Regions from separate parts of the Homo sapiens genome. Here all the other regions are linked to region 2. A link is a contact called in ENCODE Hi-C or POLR2A ChIA-PET data. All regions are on one chromosome and are shown on one strand. Each heading gives the region's core, a stretch centred on a gene start or an enhancer-like site at or near the end of the contact. The rest is flanking DNA. Distances are from core to core; before and after follow the strand shown. Region 1 has its middle 22 kb from the start of ABR-AS1. Region 2 holds the start of MNT (MAX network transcriptional repressor). Region 3 holds the start of TRPV3 (transient receptor potential cation channel subfamily V member 3). Region 4 holds the start of YWHAE (tyrosine 3-monooxygenase/tryptophan 5-monooxygenase activation protein epsilon). Region 5 overlaps YWHAE (tyrosine 3-monooxygenase/tryptophan 5-monooxygenase activation protein epsilon).

Evidence for each region. A loop is a pair of places that touch in the nucleus more often than their neighbours do. ChIA-PET counts read pairs that join two places held with the same protein, here RNA polymerase II (POLR2A). Pooled maps may share reads with other maps.
Region 1: a loop to region 2 is called in a pooled map, with 7 times the contacts of the local background. The contact joins the enhancer-like site here to the promoter of MNT in region 2. A Hi-C loop is called at or near these places in 2 of 37 single-sample maps with no recorded cell type and 5 of 50 pooled maps.
Region 3: a loop to region 2 is called in a pooled map, with 7 times the contacts of the local background. The contact joins the promoter of TRPV3 here to the promoter of MNT in region 2. A Hi-C loop is called at or near these places in 3 of 37 single-sample maps with no recorded cell type and 3 of 50 pooled maps. POLR2A ChIA-PET finds 5 or more read pairs at or near these places in 2 of 52 experiments (GM12878 and activated CD4-positive, alpha-beta T cell).
Region 4: a loop to region 2 is called in a pooled map, with 19 times the contacts of the local background. The contact joins the promoter of YWHAE here to the promoter of MNT in region 2. A Hi-C loop is called at or near these places in 10 of 50 pooled maps. POLR2A ChIA-PET finds 5 or more read pairs at or near these places in 2 of 52 experiments (WTC11 and activated CD4-positive, alpha-beta T cell).
Region 5: a pooled map shows a loop between it and region 2 (3-fold over the local background). The contact joins the enhancer-like site here to the promoter of MNT in region 2. A Hi-C loop is called at or near these places in 1 of 37 single-sample maps with no recorded cell type and 2 of 50 pooled maps. POLR2A ChIA-PET finds 5 or more read pairs at or near these places in 2 of 52 experiments (BJ and activated CD4-positive, alpha-beta T cell).

The regions. Positions count from the first base shown.
Region 1 is chr17:1,202,322-1,205,021 of GRCh38, forward strand. It overlaps a transcript of ABR not described here. Among named protein-coding and RNA genes, the nearest start is that of ABR-AS1, 22 kb to the left of the region's middle. Within about 2 kb of position 1,261, at least 24 of the 41 ENCODE cell types and tissues checked have a DNase peak (open chromatin) inside an H3K27ac peak, as active enhancers do.
Region 2 is chr17:2,399,809-2,402,508 of GRCh38, forward strand. MNT (MAX network transcriptional repressor) reads right to left here and starts at 1,252. Exons shown (of 6, transcript NM_020310.3): 1 at 832-1,252. The coding sequence starts at 904. RefSeq lists silencers at 1-217, 738-797, 948-1,027, 1,218-1,527, 2,178-2,497 and enhancers at 1-507, 1,798-1,847, 2,219-2,700.
Region 3 is chr17:3,556,562-3,559,261 of GRCh38, forward strand. TRPV3 (transient receptor potential cation channel subfamily V member 3) reads right to left here and starts at 1,251. Exons shown (of 18, transcript NM_145068.4): 1 at 1,115-1,251. RefSeq lists a silencer at 210-269 and enhancers at 1,451-2,267, 1,910-1,969, 2,050-2,099, 2,130-2,359, 2,268-2,700 and 2 more.
Region 4 is chr17:1,398,927-1,401,626 of GRCh38, forward strand. It overlaps YWHAE (tyrosine 3-monooxygenase/tryptophan 5-monooxygenase activation protein epsilon), which reads right to left and starts at 1,296. Exons shown (of 6, transcript NM_006761.5): 1 at 1,121-1,296. The coding sequence starts at 1,184. RefSeq lists enhancers at 1-518, 519-1,156, 1,157-1,794.
Region 5 is chr17:1,364,226-1,366,925 of GRCh38, forward strand. YWHAE (tyrosine 3-monooxygenase/tryptophan 5-monooxygenase activation protein epsilon) reads right to left here. Exons shown (of 6, transcript NM_006761.5): 2 at 634-833. Among named protein-coding and RNA genes, the nearest start is that of YWHAE, 35 kb to the right of the region's middle. Within about 2 kb of position 1,411, at least 10 of the 41 ENCODE cell types and tissues checked have a DNase peak (open chromatin) inside an H3K27ac peak, as active enhancers do.

The DNA.
Region 1 (2,700 bases), core at 11-2,510, 1.2 Mb before region 2:
CTGGCCCAAGAACCTCTTTATAACAGATGCAGCCATACCAGAGCCCCAGAGCGCACATTCAAAAGAGAATCTCCAACCTCTTATTACTCATCTTAGATCACTCATTCTAAATTGCAAATTCAAAGGGGATCCCGGCTGTCTCTTTCCTATACTCTTCAGCGAACAGTCCCCAAACACACACGTGCCCACTCATGATGAAGTTGCATTCAGAGTATTTCCCCTATGGACAAAGAGGCTCAGATTCCTGACCCTCTTCTGAAAGGCCCCAGCTGCCCCCTTTTCACATCTTCACATATGAGCTGGCAGCAAATGTTGCATGAAATGAAGACCCTGTTAGGAAAGGGAAGGTGATCCATAGCCATCTACTCCTAATCCGCTGACCCTTGATGAAATAGGCCTAGGTTTAGGGTTAGGAAACACTGCGGCTAGAAACAGAGACCTTGGAGACAAATGGCCCTCTTGTTTCAACAAGGAAGCTTCTACTGCTTGGGAGAAAGTGGTCAGCTCAGCTCTCCTCGAACCCTACTATTTAGGTTGGTGCAAAAGTAATTGCTGTTTTTGCCATTACTTTTTTTTTTTTTTTAAGATGGAGTCTTGCTCTGTCCCCCAGGCTACAGTACAGTGGTGTGATCTCGGTTCACTACAACCTCCGCCTCCCGAGTTCAAGCAATTCTCCTGCCTCAGCCTCCCAAGTAGGTGGGATTAAAGGCATGCACCACCACGCCTGGCTAATTTTGTATTTTTAGTAGCGACGAGGTTTCATCATGTTGGCCAGGCTGGTCTCGAACTCCCGACCTCAGGTGATCCGCCCGCCTCGGCCTCCCAGAGTGCTGGGATGACAGGCGTGAGCCATCGCGCCCAGCCCCATTCCTTTTAAAAGGTCTTTCACTTGCCGGTGTGAGCAGAGGATCCTGGGGAGACTCCTTGGAAGGGGCTTCGGATCCAGCCAGGCTCCCGCGCAGTCCTCAGGGGGCGTGGCCCGGCTCGTGGGGGCGGAGTCCATGGGGGGCGGGGTCCGCGGGGAGGAGCCTGCGGGGCGGTCCCCCGTGGGGGCGGGGCCTTGAGGGGGCGGGGCCCGCGGGGGGCGGAGTCTGCGGGGGCGGGGCCCGCGGGGACGGAGTCTGCGGGGGCGGGGCCCGCGGGGACGGAGTCTGCGGGGGCGGGGCCCGCGGGGACGGAGTCTGCGGGGGCGGGGGCCGCAGGTCCTGGTCACGTGATGAGGCTGCGGTAAGTCGCCCGGGCTGCCTAGTCCTCCAGGCGCGGTTAATCCAGTCGGGAACCCCTGAGTCACCGCCCGCCGCCGCTGCGAGGAGCCCGGCGAGTGTTCGGCCTCGGTTTCTGAGGTTTCGGCGGGAGCGGTGATGCAGACGCCTTCAGGGCCCGGGTCGTGTCCGTGACTCGCGCAGGAAGGCGGATGGCGCCCCCCGGGCCTGCCTACACCCTGGGAACCTCGCGGGGCGAAGGGGGCTCGGGCGCTCTCTCCGCGTGGCGAGAGACCCGCCAGGGGGTGTGGCGTGAGTGTGTGTCCCGCCAGGACGTTCCGGTGGCGCCGCCTGACGCGGGAGGAGAAACCAGCTCCAGCTCCTCATCTGGATTTTACATAAATCCATGGCTCAAAGTGCTTTCCTGTCCGGACCTCGGTGCCGGCTTCACGGGGGAAATCCCTGGAGCCGAGGGGAGGGCACGAGAAACCACCGACCCCCGGCCCACGGGCCAGCCCAGTCCACTCCTCCCGGCCTCTCCCTCATCTCGGCCTGGGCCCCGCAGAAGCCACCACCAGGGCTCCTGGATTCCACCAGGGGCATCTTAGTCCCCAGCGGGGCATTTAAAGACTTAATGTGGGCCGGGCGCGGTGGCTCAGGCCTGTCATCCCAGCACTTTGGGAGGACGAGGCGGGCGGATCACCTGAGGTTGGGAGTTCGAGACCAGCCTGGACGGCATGGTGAAACCCCGTCTCTACTAAAATACAAAACATTATCCGGGCGTGGTGGTGCGCGCCTGTAATCCCAGCTACTCGGGAGGCTGAGGCAGGAGAATCGCTTGAACCCGGGAGGCAGAGGTTGCAGTGAGCCGAGATTGCGCCACTGCGCTCCAGCATGGGCGACACAGCGAGACTCTGTCTCAAAAAACAAACAAACAAAAAAAATGAGAAACATGGGTTCAAACTACAGTCCTGAGCCATATGACCTGAAAGGACTATATATACAAAGGTGGTCCAGAAGATTATAATCCTGTATTTTTTCCTGTACCTTTTGTACGCTTAGACGTGTTCAGATACACAAACATTTTCCATTGTGTTACAACGGCCTATAGTATTCAGTATAGTGACCTGCTATACAGGTTCGTACCTAGGAGCAGTAAGCTGTCTATATCATATATCATATCTATATCACATAGTGGGCTATACCATTGAGCCTACTATGTACCTGGGCTGTATGTTAGTATTTAGGTTTGTGTGAAATATACAGCCAGGTGATTTTTGTATTTAGGTTTGTGTAAAATATACTATGATGCTTGCACAACAGTGAAATCATCTACACATTTCTCAGAACCTCTTTTTTTCTTTTCTTTTTCTTTTTCTTTTTTTTTTTTTTTTTTTTGAGACTGAGTCTCGCGCTATCACCCAGGCTGGAGTGCAAGGGCGTGATCTCGGCTCACTGCATCCTCTGCCTCCTGGGTTAAAGTGATTCTCCTGCCTCA
Region 2 (2,700 bases), core at 2-2,501:
CAGGCGAGAGCGGGTTTGGAACGCGCAGACACGCCACATTCCACACTGGCTAAAGCGGGGCGCAGCGAGGGGGGCCCGGGGGCTGACCCCCAGCGACCCGCGGGCCATTTCGCAAACGCCCAATTAGCCCGGCTTTCACCCAAACCCCGGACGCGCAGCCCAGCCCAGCTCTGGGAGGCGGGGTCAGGCGGGGCTGGCCAGGATCATAAGACACGCGATGTCATTTCATTCTGCAAAGGCCGCCTCCGCCCCAAGCGGCGCGTAGATCTGCCGGGAGCGCCCCCCGCACCCTCCCCACGGGGCCAGGGAAGCCGAAGAGCTGCTCCGCGTAGAGTAGTCCCCACCCCCACTCCGTTACACACACGCCCACTCGTGTGCTATACACACGCCCGTGTACACGTCCGTTCATCTGCTCTTCCCGAGGCTCACATCACACATCCCCCGTGCACACACGCACGCACACGCGAGCCTGCCACCCCCACGCAACACCATTCCTCACCCCACCCCCCGGCTCACACATCCTCAGTGCCACCGAGGGCTCCGCTGGCCCACGCAAAAGCAGCCCACCACAGAAGGGGCACAGGGGTGCCACGCAGCCGGGGTGGCGCCCGCAGGAGCCAGGTCCCTCGCAGCATGTTAATGAATTCATTAATTAATTTCACTGCCCACATCACCCCTCCCCAGGCGGCGGCTCTCGCGGGGAGCCGTGCGCTGCCAGGCTCCGCAGGCCGCCCGGGAGGGGGCCCTGTCCGCGGTTTCGCGTGGGTTCGGGGACCGGGGTCACTCGCTTCCCCTTCCCCAGTGCCCCAGGGGCCCAGCCCGGCCGCTCACCACGTGCTCTCTGTTGTTGCTGCGCTTGCCATTCCAGGAAGCGGGCCGCCTCCAGTAGCGTCTCTATGCTCATCGCGCCGAGAGCTGCCGGGGGCGCGCCGGGGCCGAGGCTGCGGCCCGCGAGCCGGGCACAGGTCAGGCTGGCGGGCAGGCAGGAGGGAGGGATCACCTCCGGGGGGCGACAGGGCTGGGCGGCGCAGCGCACTCCGCAGGGAAGAACGGGGGAGCACGGGGAGAAAAATCAATGTCTCTCAAAATATTTGCAAAATATAAAATTGCAAATTTAAAAAAATGGGATGCAAAAAAAAAAAAAAGGCGGCACTGCCTCCCTTCTTCCCCTCCCTCTCTACCTCCCTTCCGATGCCTCCCGCCCCGCGGCCCCCGGGAGTCCCGCCGACAAGAAAGGGCTTTGCAACAAGATGGCGAGGAGGCACCGACACACACAACAAGGGAAGGAGCCGCGCTGCCCCCGGCCGCCGCCCCCGCTACTACACCGGGGCCACAGCCAAAGCCCGGACCGGAGCCCCCGCCCGCAGGGCCGCGGCGTCTCGCGAAGGGAGGGGCGGGTCCTGCGCTGCTGGCCCCGCCCCCCGGATCCGGCGCGCGCACACGTGGCCCGGGCAGGGAGGGAGAGGTCCGAGCGGGGTGTGCGCGCCGCGGTTCCGCTTTCCTGCTGGCCCCGCCCCGGCTGCAAGCCACAAGTTGGGCCGGGGCGGTGCGTTTGGGTCGTTCACGACGAAATCTGTCCTGCTGGAGGGAGGGTAGGGTGAACAATTCAAGATTTAACAGAGTTCCAACCAGGATATTCCGGGTCAGGGAAACCTTGGGAATGGCAGAGACTGGCCTGACCCTGGGTCTCCACGCTCCACCCACTCGCGACCTAAATCCCGCAATCGCCGGGCTGTCGCAATTCCCCCGGGATCCGCCCCTGGGCGGAGCTGCCGGCGACTGGAGACTGTCAAGAGAACCAGCGGAGGGAGCGGAGCGGCAGTCCGGCTCCGCGTTTTGTCTCCGTTCCTCCCCCCGCAGTGCGTTCGCATCCTATTAGGGGACGTCACCGGGCCGCGAGCCAATGGGCGGGCAGGACAACACGGCATGGAGCAGCTCCACATGGACACCCCGCGCCGCCAGCCTTCGGTTTAAAGGGCCAGTGTCTGCAGGTCACATTCGCGGGTGCGGATGGGGCCACTGGGCGAACCCAGGGTGGGATGCCGTAAGGGGAATCCCGCAGTCGTGCCCTGGCCTCTCCATTCCTTTTCACCACCTTCCATTTAAAACCAGGCCTTTATCTTTCCTTCCCCTGAACTCCAGTCTTTGTCCACGCGTATTCGATGTGGGTGGAGATACGGACTGTGCCACCCCATGGGCCACCCTTTCCTCTGGGGCCGGGGCCAGGGCGGGGAACACGAAGCGCCCGCAGCCCAGACCGGGGGGCGTGGCCCAAATCGGGAACAACAACGTGGAGGGCGGAAGCCCGGCCCTCCCCGCGCCTGGCGACCGGCGGTGGGCGGGGCGCGGGGGCGGGGTCCGCTGCGGCCGGCTGGAACCGCGCTCCCCAGAGGGAGGGACCCCCCGTCGCCCGCCCGCCCGCCCGCGTCTTCCGGGCTCGAGTGTTTAGGGGAGCTCGGGTGCAATCGGAGAGTTAGCTCTTTGAGGCCGGCTGCCCTTAAATCCTCTCACTTCACACATAAGGAAACTGAGGCCGTGACGGCCAAGGACTCGCCTAAGGTCGTTCCGTATTCCACCTGCTCCTCTCTCCCGAAGCGGGGGCACTCTTCCCTGACCCCAGGGACGACTCTGAAGCCAGTTCTGGAGGAGGGCCCCCAATTAGAAAAATGCCAGGGAGGAATAGCAACCCTGACCACTTAA
Region 3 (2,700 bases), core at 1-2,500, 1.2 Mb after region 2:
GGCCACTGGTGATCCTACCCCAATAGGAAAGCTTCCTGGAGGAAGTTTCCGGAGCCAGGTGTCATCAGGCTGGAGAGAGTCCCCCGCCCTCCAACTCAAAGGGAGCAGGCTCAGGATGGAGGAGGCATCGGCGAGGGAGAGCTTTGGCCCTGGAGCGTAGGCAACCTTGAGGCCAGGCAGGTGGAGTAGCCCACAGAGAGGGACTCCTGGGCACCCGGCCCTCCCGTGTCCAGTCACGGCCTGATGAGGATGGGCAGCCTCTATGGCTTTCCCCATCCCCACGTGGCCTTTGGTGGACTAAAAGGCTGGGATGCACCGAGCGTGAAGGAGACAGAAGAAGGGCACGTCTCTTGCCCCTCCCAGGGCCTCTGGTTTCCTTTCTGAGAAGTGGGCTGAATGGTCCCCAAGGACTCTGTGGCCCTGAGAGCTGGTTGCTCTCTCTCTTCTCTGGGCCCGAGAATGTGGCCTGCCCTGGGCCTCTGGGGCAGGAGAGGCTCAGGGAACTCTGGACTAGGGCCGCAGCAGCTATCATTAGCTCCCTGAGTCACCCCGTAAACCCCACGTTCTCACCTGCTGGACTCTCTTGTTGCCCTGGCCCTCCCTCTCTCTCCCAATCCCTGACACTGATTGAAATGGCCTTTCCCGGGCGACAGACCAGGCCGCGGAGCCACAGCTGCTGACTCAGCACCTGTGAGATGCCTGGGCCCCGTCTGTCTCCCACGGTGGGGCCACCTCCTCCCATCCTGAACTCCCATCACAATCCTGCCCCAGAAAGCCACCTCCCTGGGTCAGCCTCGGGAGGCAGGAGCCTCTCCTCTGCCCCCAGCAGTGGTGAGATTGAGATGTCCCTCCCCAGGATTCCCAAACCTCAGGGGAATGTTCCTGAGTCTGTAAGGACCTATATTCTCACACATCCCTACAGCCAAGAGTGCAGCCAAGAGTGCCTCCCTACAGCCAAGAGTGGGCCCCTGGCTGGGGCCCAAGCTCCTTCCAACCCTCCTCCCAAGGCCTATTGGCCAAGGGCAGACATGGCCCAGAGGACCTCTGAGGGCCACGCTCTGGGCTCCCCAGGGGCCTTGGAGATCACCAGCTGCCTTGTGCACAGAAGACTCACCTGGTGAGGTTCTGGGTGGTCGTGGCAACCCTTGCCCTGAGATCACCGCATGTCTGGGGCCCAAGGCCCCCGGGTGGGACTGTGGCTGAGGCGGCGGGAAGCTCTCATTGCAGGCAGAGGGATGGCTGGAATGAGGCGTCAGAGGCAGAACTGGCTGAGCCACCTGCCCTCGGCGCCAGGCAGGCCACGCCCACCAGCCACAGCTGCAGCACCCGCCCACCCACGTGGCCCGTGTGAGTCACCCCCACACCCACACAGCAGCCTCATCCCCACCGGAGAAAAGGCAGGGGAGGCCGCAGGTGCCAAGATCGAAGTTGTGGGTCCAACTCCTCCCTCTCTGGCATTCCATGCTGGGCAGGGACTGCCCATCTCAGGCCTATTTTTCCAACTAGGAAATGGGAATGATAACATCTACTTTCCAAGGGAGCCGTGAAGAGCCAAAGAGATCACAGAGGTGGGAGGGCCTAGTGAAGAGTCAAGCGCTCTGCTCTGTCCCCTGGGAGGGAAGACCGCAGCCCAGGCCTAGCCTGGTTGACCTCAGGGTGGCCAGCCCCAAGACTCGGCACTTGTTCTCAAAAGTCGGTTCCTGGGATCAGGTCTCTCGGGGACGGAAGTCCCCATTTAATGCTGTCCACCAGCAGTCACGCATCATGGCCCTTAGTGTCAGCCTCACCCCTTCCTGGCTGAATGACCTTAGCAGGTCATTTCTCCGAGCCTCAGTCTCCTCATCTGTGAAACGTGCTTCATAAACCCACTTTGCAAGGTTATCGTGGGGCTTCAACAAGTACAAGTAGAAAGGGCCAGAACAAGGCCCAGGGCACGGCAAGAACTCAATAAACAATGTCAGCTCTTAGCTATGATTGCTTTTGTCATCTCAATGTATTCTCCCAGCAACTGCCCAGGTTGCCCTTCTCCAAGGCCAGGGCGTCATAGAAGGAATCGGTGCCCTCTCTCCTGGCCCAGGCTGCAGCTGTGAAGTGGGTGGAGTGAGTCAGGATGGCCGTGTGTGTCTCGCGTCACTCAGGAACTGCACACCTGCTCCCCGGGGCGAGATGTGGACAAGACACAGCTGGGACAGAGCAGGAAGTCTCTGCTGACGCGGCCGCAGCTGGCGCCTGATGGGCAGGGAAATCCCCAGCTGTGAGCCTCTCAATCCCTCATCATCACAACCTGCCTGGCCTGGGGAGGAGGCAGGAGGCAGGTGAGGCTTCTAGGCCACGGGAGAGCAGGACCTATGGCCGGTAAGGGGCAGACCAGACTTGAGGGTGTGGGTGAAGCAGGAGACCGCTTCTGCCGTTGAAGTCAGGGGGTCCTGAAGTTCCCACTCACAATCTGAAATCTCATGACTGTGCCTGAAACTCGACCGGAAAAGCCCGATCTGGGGTTGAGCACGGCCTCCGGCCACTAGCTTACTCACCCTCTCCCGACCCAGCCCCGCGCCCTCCCTGTTTGCCTCTGGCGGCTCAGACGCCTGGGGAGGAAGCTGCTGCCAAATGTCAGTGCTTCCATTTTGCTCGTGTTCATAACTTTTCTCAGAGGGCAGGTGGGAGCTGGTGAAAAAGGCCCCTGTCTCCCACCCAGAGGTG
Region 4 (2,700 bases), core at 46-2,545, 1.0 Mb before region 2:
TTCAACCTTCATAACTCAAAAAACCCAGCCTCAGCCGAGCGCCTGGAATAGGTTAAGATCCCCCACGAAGTACAGACCAGCATTCCGAGCCTGCAGAGTCAACCAAAATACAGTTACTGAACACTATTGGAAATAACTTTATTTCAACAGGTCTTCCCATTTGTCATCACGGTGCGCACAAACTGTAAAGTCATCGTTTTTACAAACGGGGGGACGGAGGCTCGGGCTCTACAAAGGCTCGAACTCTCAGAGTCGTGGCCTCCTGGTTCTATCCATCAGAACCCACGGGTGATGGAGCCAGAGAAAGGTTACAGGAACTTCGAGATCTCCTGTTTTAAGTCTGAGGAAAGGGAGGGAGTGAGGATTTTCTGGGCCTCCCCAGAAGACGACGAGGAGGAAAAGCCCCGAAACCCCTCACTACGAGGTGCCGGCCTACGGGAAAGAAACCCGATCGCAGCATGGGAGCCTGCCACCGCCCGAAGACGAACTGCAGTGATTCCCACTCACCCCTCTCCCCCCACCATCATCCACGACTGTCCCCCACCTCAGGCCTGAGGAAGCCCATCGCTCTCAAAGGTCCTCCTTTGTGAGACTCCACGGCCGCCGCCCCACACGGGGCCTCCGGGGAAAAGCCACCGCCCCCACCCGCCATATTTCCCTGAAAGGCGCCCGCGCTACAGCTCCCGGTCTTCGCTCTCTCCCATGTGGCGGGTGCTGCTTCCCCCGTCACCCCACCCAATTGTTCTCCACATCCCAAGGCCGTCCCAGAAGCTCCCATGAGGGTGGCTCGTTCGGAGACAGCACCCGCCATCTCCTCCCCCTCCCCCGCCCCGGGACTCGCCCTCCCCCCAGCCGCCATTTTACAACCAACTCCTCCACCCCGTCGCCCCGGCCTCCCGGCCCGCGAGTTGTTTGCAGTTAAGGACGGCGAAGGGGTCACATTCCAGGGCATAGAGCCTCCCATCGCCCCGGGAGCTCCCAGGCCATTTCCTGCTTCCCGAACCCAAGCCCCCGGGCCAGGCTCGCAGACGATGCCGCCATTTTGTCTCCTGTTCCCGGCCTCTGTGGGCGGCGGCAGAGGGTCCGAGAATTCCAGCCCCCCGTTGCCCCCCCAACTCACCGTCGTATCGCTCAGCCTGCTCGGCCAGCTTCGCCTGGTACACCAGATCCTCTCGATCATCCATAGCGGCAGCGGCTCCGGCAGGGTCTGCGCGACGGATGGAAGCGGATAGTGTCTCCGACTCTCTCAGCCTCTCGCTCCGCGTCCGGGCAGCAAAAATGGCGGCGCCTCAATCCGGGACTTCCGCCTGCGCACGCGGACAACTGCTCAGCTCTATGGCAACCGCTCCCTGGCAACTGGCGCGGGGGGCGGGTCCTGGAACTCGGCGCCCGAAGCGGCTGGAACGAGCGCACGAGACGCCTCTCCTCTGTCGGCTCAGCGGGCGCCGGAGCCCAGAGGCGGGAACTGCGACTGCCGAAAGGGAGCGGCCCCCGGGGAACGAGAAGGGCTGAGGCGGGGCCGGCCGGGACTGCTCCTGAAAAAAGCCAGCGAGAGACCTGGGTCAGACCGGGGCCCGAGGCCCGACCTGCGGAAAAGAACGACGGAGGCTGTAACGGTTTCTGTCATGGCAGGTCTTCTTTCCCGAAATCTGAGGCTGTCACTACCGCGCCCTGGTTTTCTTTTCTTTTTTCTTTTTTCTTTTTTCTTTTTGAGACGGAGTTTCCCTCTTGTTCCCCAGGCTGGAGTGCAGTGGTGCGATCTCGGGTTACCACAACGTCCGCCTTCCCGGGTTCAAGTGATTCTGCTGCCTCAGCCTCTCGAGTAGCTGGGATTTCAGGCCCCCGCCACCACCCCCAGCTTTTGTATTTTTAATAGAGATGGGGTTTCACCATGTTGGCCAGGCTGGTCTCGAACTCCCGACCTCAGATGATCCGCCCCCCCTCGGCCTCCCAAAGCGCTGGGATTCCAGGGGTGAGCCACCGCGCCCAGCCCACGTCCTAGTTTTCTCGGCCAAGCCTGGTCATGGGCCTTTTTCAGACACTTTTAGACTCAGGGTAACGAACCGGGCCCTGGCCGGGCGCGGCGGCTCATGCCTGTCATCCCAGCACTTTGGGAGGCCAAGGCGGGAGGATCACAAGGTCAGGAGTTCGAGACCAGCCTGGCCAATATAGTGAAACCCCGTCTCTACTAAAAATACAAAAAATTAGCTTGGCATGGTGGTGCATGCCTGTCATCCCAGCTACTCAGGAGGCTGAGGCAGGAGAATCTCTTGAACCCGGGAGGCGGAGGTTACAGTGAGCCGAGATCCTCCCATTGCACTCCAGCCCAGGCGACAGTGTGAGACTGTGTTTCAAAAGAAAAATTATATATATATACAAAAATTAGCTGGGCGTGGTGGTGCATGCCTGTAATCCCAGCTACTCCAGAGGCTGAGGCAGGAGAATCGCTTGAACCCGGGAGTGGGAGGGTGCAGTGAACCGAGAGCACACCATTGCACTCCAGCCTGGGCAACAAGAGCACAACTCTGTCTCAAAACAAAGAAAAAGAAAAAAAACGAACTGGGCCCTGTTACAGTTGTCAGGGACAGGGGAGCTCCAGTTTTCACGCCTCAACTTTCCCCTCACACTGATCTTTGTCTTCTCCTGTTTAACCTTTTTCCCTCCCTAGGCCCACTATGAATAGGAGCAGGGAATTTGTTA
Region 5 (2,700 bases), core at 161-2,660, 1.0 Mb before region 2:
GTGCTTTTTTTTTTTTTTAGATGGAGTCTCGCGCTCTGTCACCCAGGCTGGAGTGCAGCAGTGCGATCTCGGCTCACCGCAAGCTCCGCCTCCCGGATTCACACCATTCTCCTGCCTCAGCCTCCCGAGTAGCTGGGACCACAGGCTCCCGCCACCACGCCCAGCTAATGTTTTGTATTTTTAGTAGAGACGGGGTTTCACCATGTTAGCCAGGATGGTCTCGATCTCCTGACCTCGTGATCCGCCCACCTCAGCCTCCCAAAGTGCTGGGATTACAGGCCTGAGCCACCGCGCCTGGCCAACCCACCATATTTTTTTAAAAAACAGTCATCATTTTGCTTGAAAATACAATAGTTCCCCCTTATCCAAGAGGGATCCATTGAGACCTGCCAGTGGATGTGATGAAACCATGGAAAATACCAAACCTGATACAGACTATGTTTTGTCCTCATGCATAGCCACGGGTAAGTTTAACTTATAAACCAGGCACAAAGATCAATATCAGAAACATTATAACATACTGTAATACAAGTTATATGAATGTAGTCTCCTTTTCTCTCAAAATCTTAAGTGTACCGTCCTACAGGTAACTCAAACTGTGGATAAGGGGGGATGATGGCACAACAATCTCACCATTTGCCGATATTCCCGAATCATTTTTAGCTTGTCTTCTCCTCCCTTGTTTTCTTCTTTCTGTTCAATGCTGCTGATTATTCTCCAGGAGGCTCTTCTAGCTCCAATCACATTCTTATATGCAACAGATAGGAGGTTTCTTTCTTCAACTGTCAGCTCCACATCCATCCCTGCTACTTTCTTCATTGACTCCACCATTTCTGTATGGGAAAAGGAAAAGTCAGACCTTACAAATTTGAAGTTTTCTTAACATATTCCTTTCAAAGTAGTTTTTTTCTGTCAAGCTACTGCGAAAAAAACATTTTAACAAAAATAATTTCATAATCATCAAAACTAATATGAGTAAAAAGCCAAAAACATGTAAAGGAAACCAAACTAAGAGCCAATACAAAGACTCCAGAAGGTAGTTAGGTGGAGTGAGAAAGACTTCATATACTATCTAATATAATTTAGTGTGGTCTGAAAGCACCTCTCATTAAATAAGGTAATTAGGCACACCTAACTATTTTCCAGCAAAAAAAAATGAGCTGTCAGTTTAAGAGAAAGATTAAGAATTTACAGGTTCTAAAATGTATTGTCTCACAAATAAATAGTATTTCCAAAAATACAAAAGGAAGGGGAATTTGTTCATACAGCAAAAATATACGGAGTATATGGTTGGCCACCAACAGACTTTGGATGTTTTCTATCCTTCCTCGTATGAAGCTCCTTCATTGGTAAAACTTCTGATGATTCCTACTTGTTACCACTAGGTGGCGAGCAAAGAAAGGGGCCCAGAAAAGCCTTGGCATCTACCGCAAGCATAGGGAAACACAACGGCGTGTGAATGCAAAGCGCCACAAACAGCACAAGAAATAGTAACTGAATAAATACATTAATAAAAACTTATTTTTGATGCCATATTACCATGTGGCTCTCCAACATTACCCACGTTTCAATCTTTGGTGATGAGACTCAAGAATCTGCATTTTAGGGCCAGGAGTAAGTGGCTCATACCCCTAGCACTTTGAGAGCTGAGGCAGGAGAATCACTCGAGCTCAGGAGTTCGAGACCCTGTCTCTAAAAAATAAAAACAGAGGCTGGGCACAGTGGCTCATGCCTGTAAATCCCAGCACTTTGGCAGGCCGAGGTGGCACATCACCAGGTCAAGAGATAAAGACTATCCTGGCCAACATGGTGAAACACTGTCTCTACTAAAAATACAAAAATTAGCTGGGCGTGGTGATGCACGCCTGTAGTCCCAGGTACTCTAGAGACTGAGACAGGAGAATCGCTTGAACCCAGAAGGTGGAGATTGCAGTGAGCCAAGATCATGCCGCTGCACTCCAGCCCAGCAACAGAGACTCCACCTCAAAAAAAAAAAAATAGAATAAATAAAATAAAAATAAAAATAAAAATAGGCTGGATGTAGTGGCTCATGCATATAATCCCAGAACTGTGGGAGGCCAAGGTGGGCAGATCATTTGAGGTCACGAATTCAAGGCCAGCCTGGCCAACGTGGTGAAACGGTCTCTACTAAAAATACAAAAATTAGCTGCGTTTGGTGGTGCGCGCCTGTAATTACAGCTACTTGGGAAGCTGAGGCAGCAGAATTGCTTGAACCCAGGAGGCAGAGATTGCAACTGAGATCGCCCCACTGTATGCCACCTGGGGCAACAGAGCAGACTCCATCTCAAAAAAAACCAAAAGAAAGAATCTGCATTTAAATAAGCATCCTTAGCTTTCATTAACACCCTAAGCATAAGCATACCTTAACTAATAGGTATGAAAGAGATGGTGACTTCATAAAACACTACTAAATTGGACGGGCACGGTGGATCACACCTGTAATCTCAGCACTTTGGGAGGCCAAGGTGGGTGGATCGCCTGAGGTCAGGAGTTCGAGACCAGCCTGGCCAACATGGTGAAACCCGTCTCTACTAAAAATACAAAAATTAGCTGGGCATGGTGGTGCACGCTTGTAATCCCAGCTACCAGGAAGGCTGAGGCAGGAGAACTGCTTGAACCTGGGAGGCAGAGGTTGCAGTGAGCTGAGATTGCACCACTGCATTCCAGCCTGGGTGACAG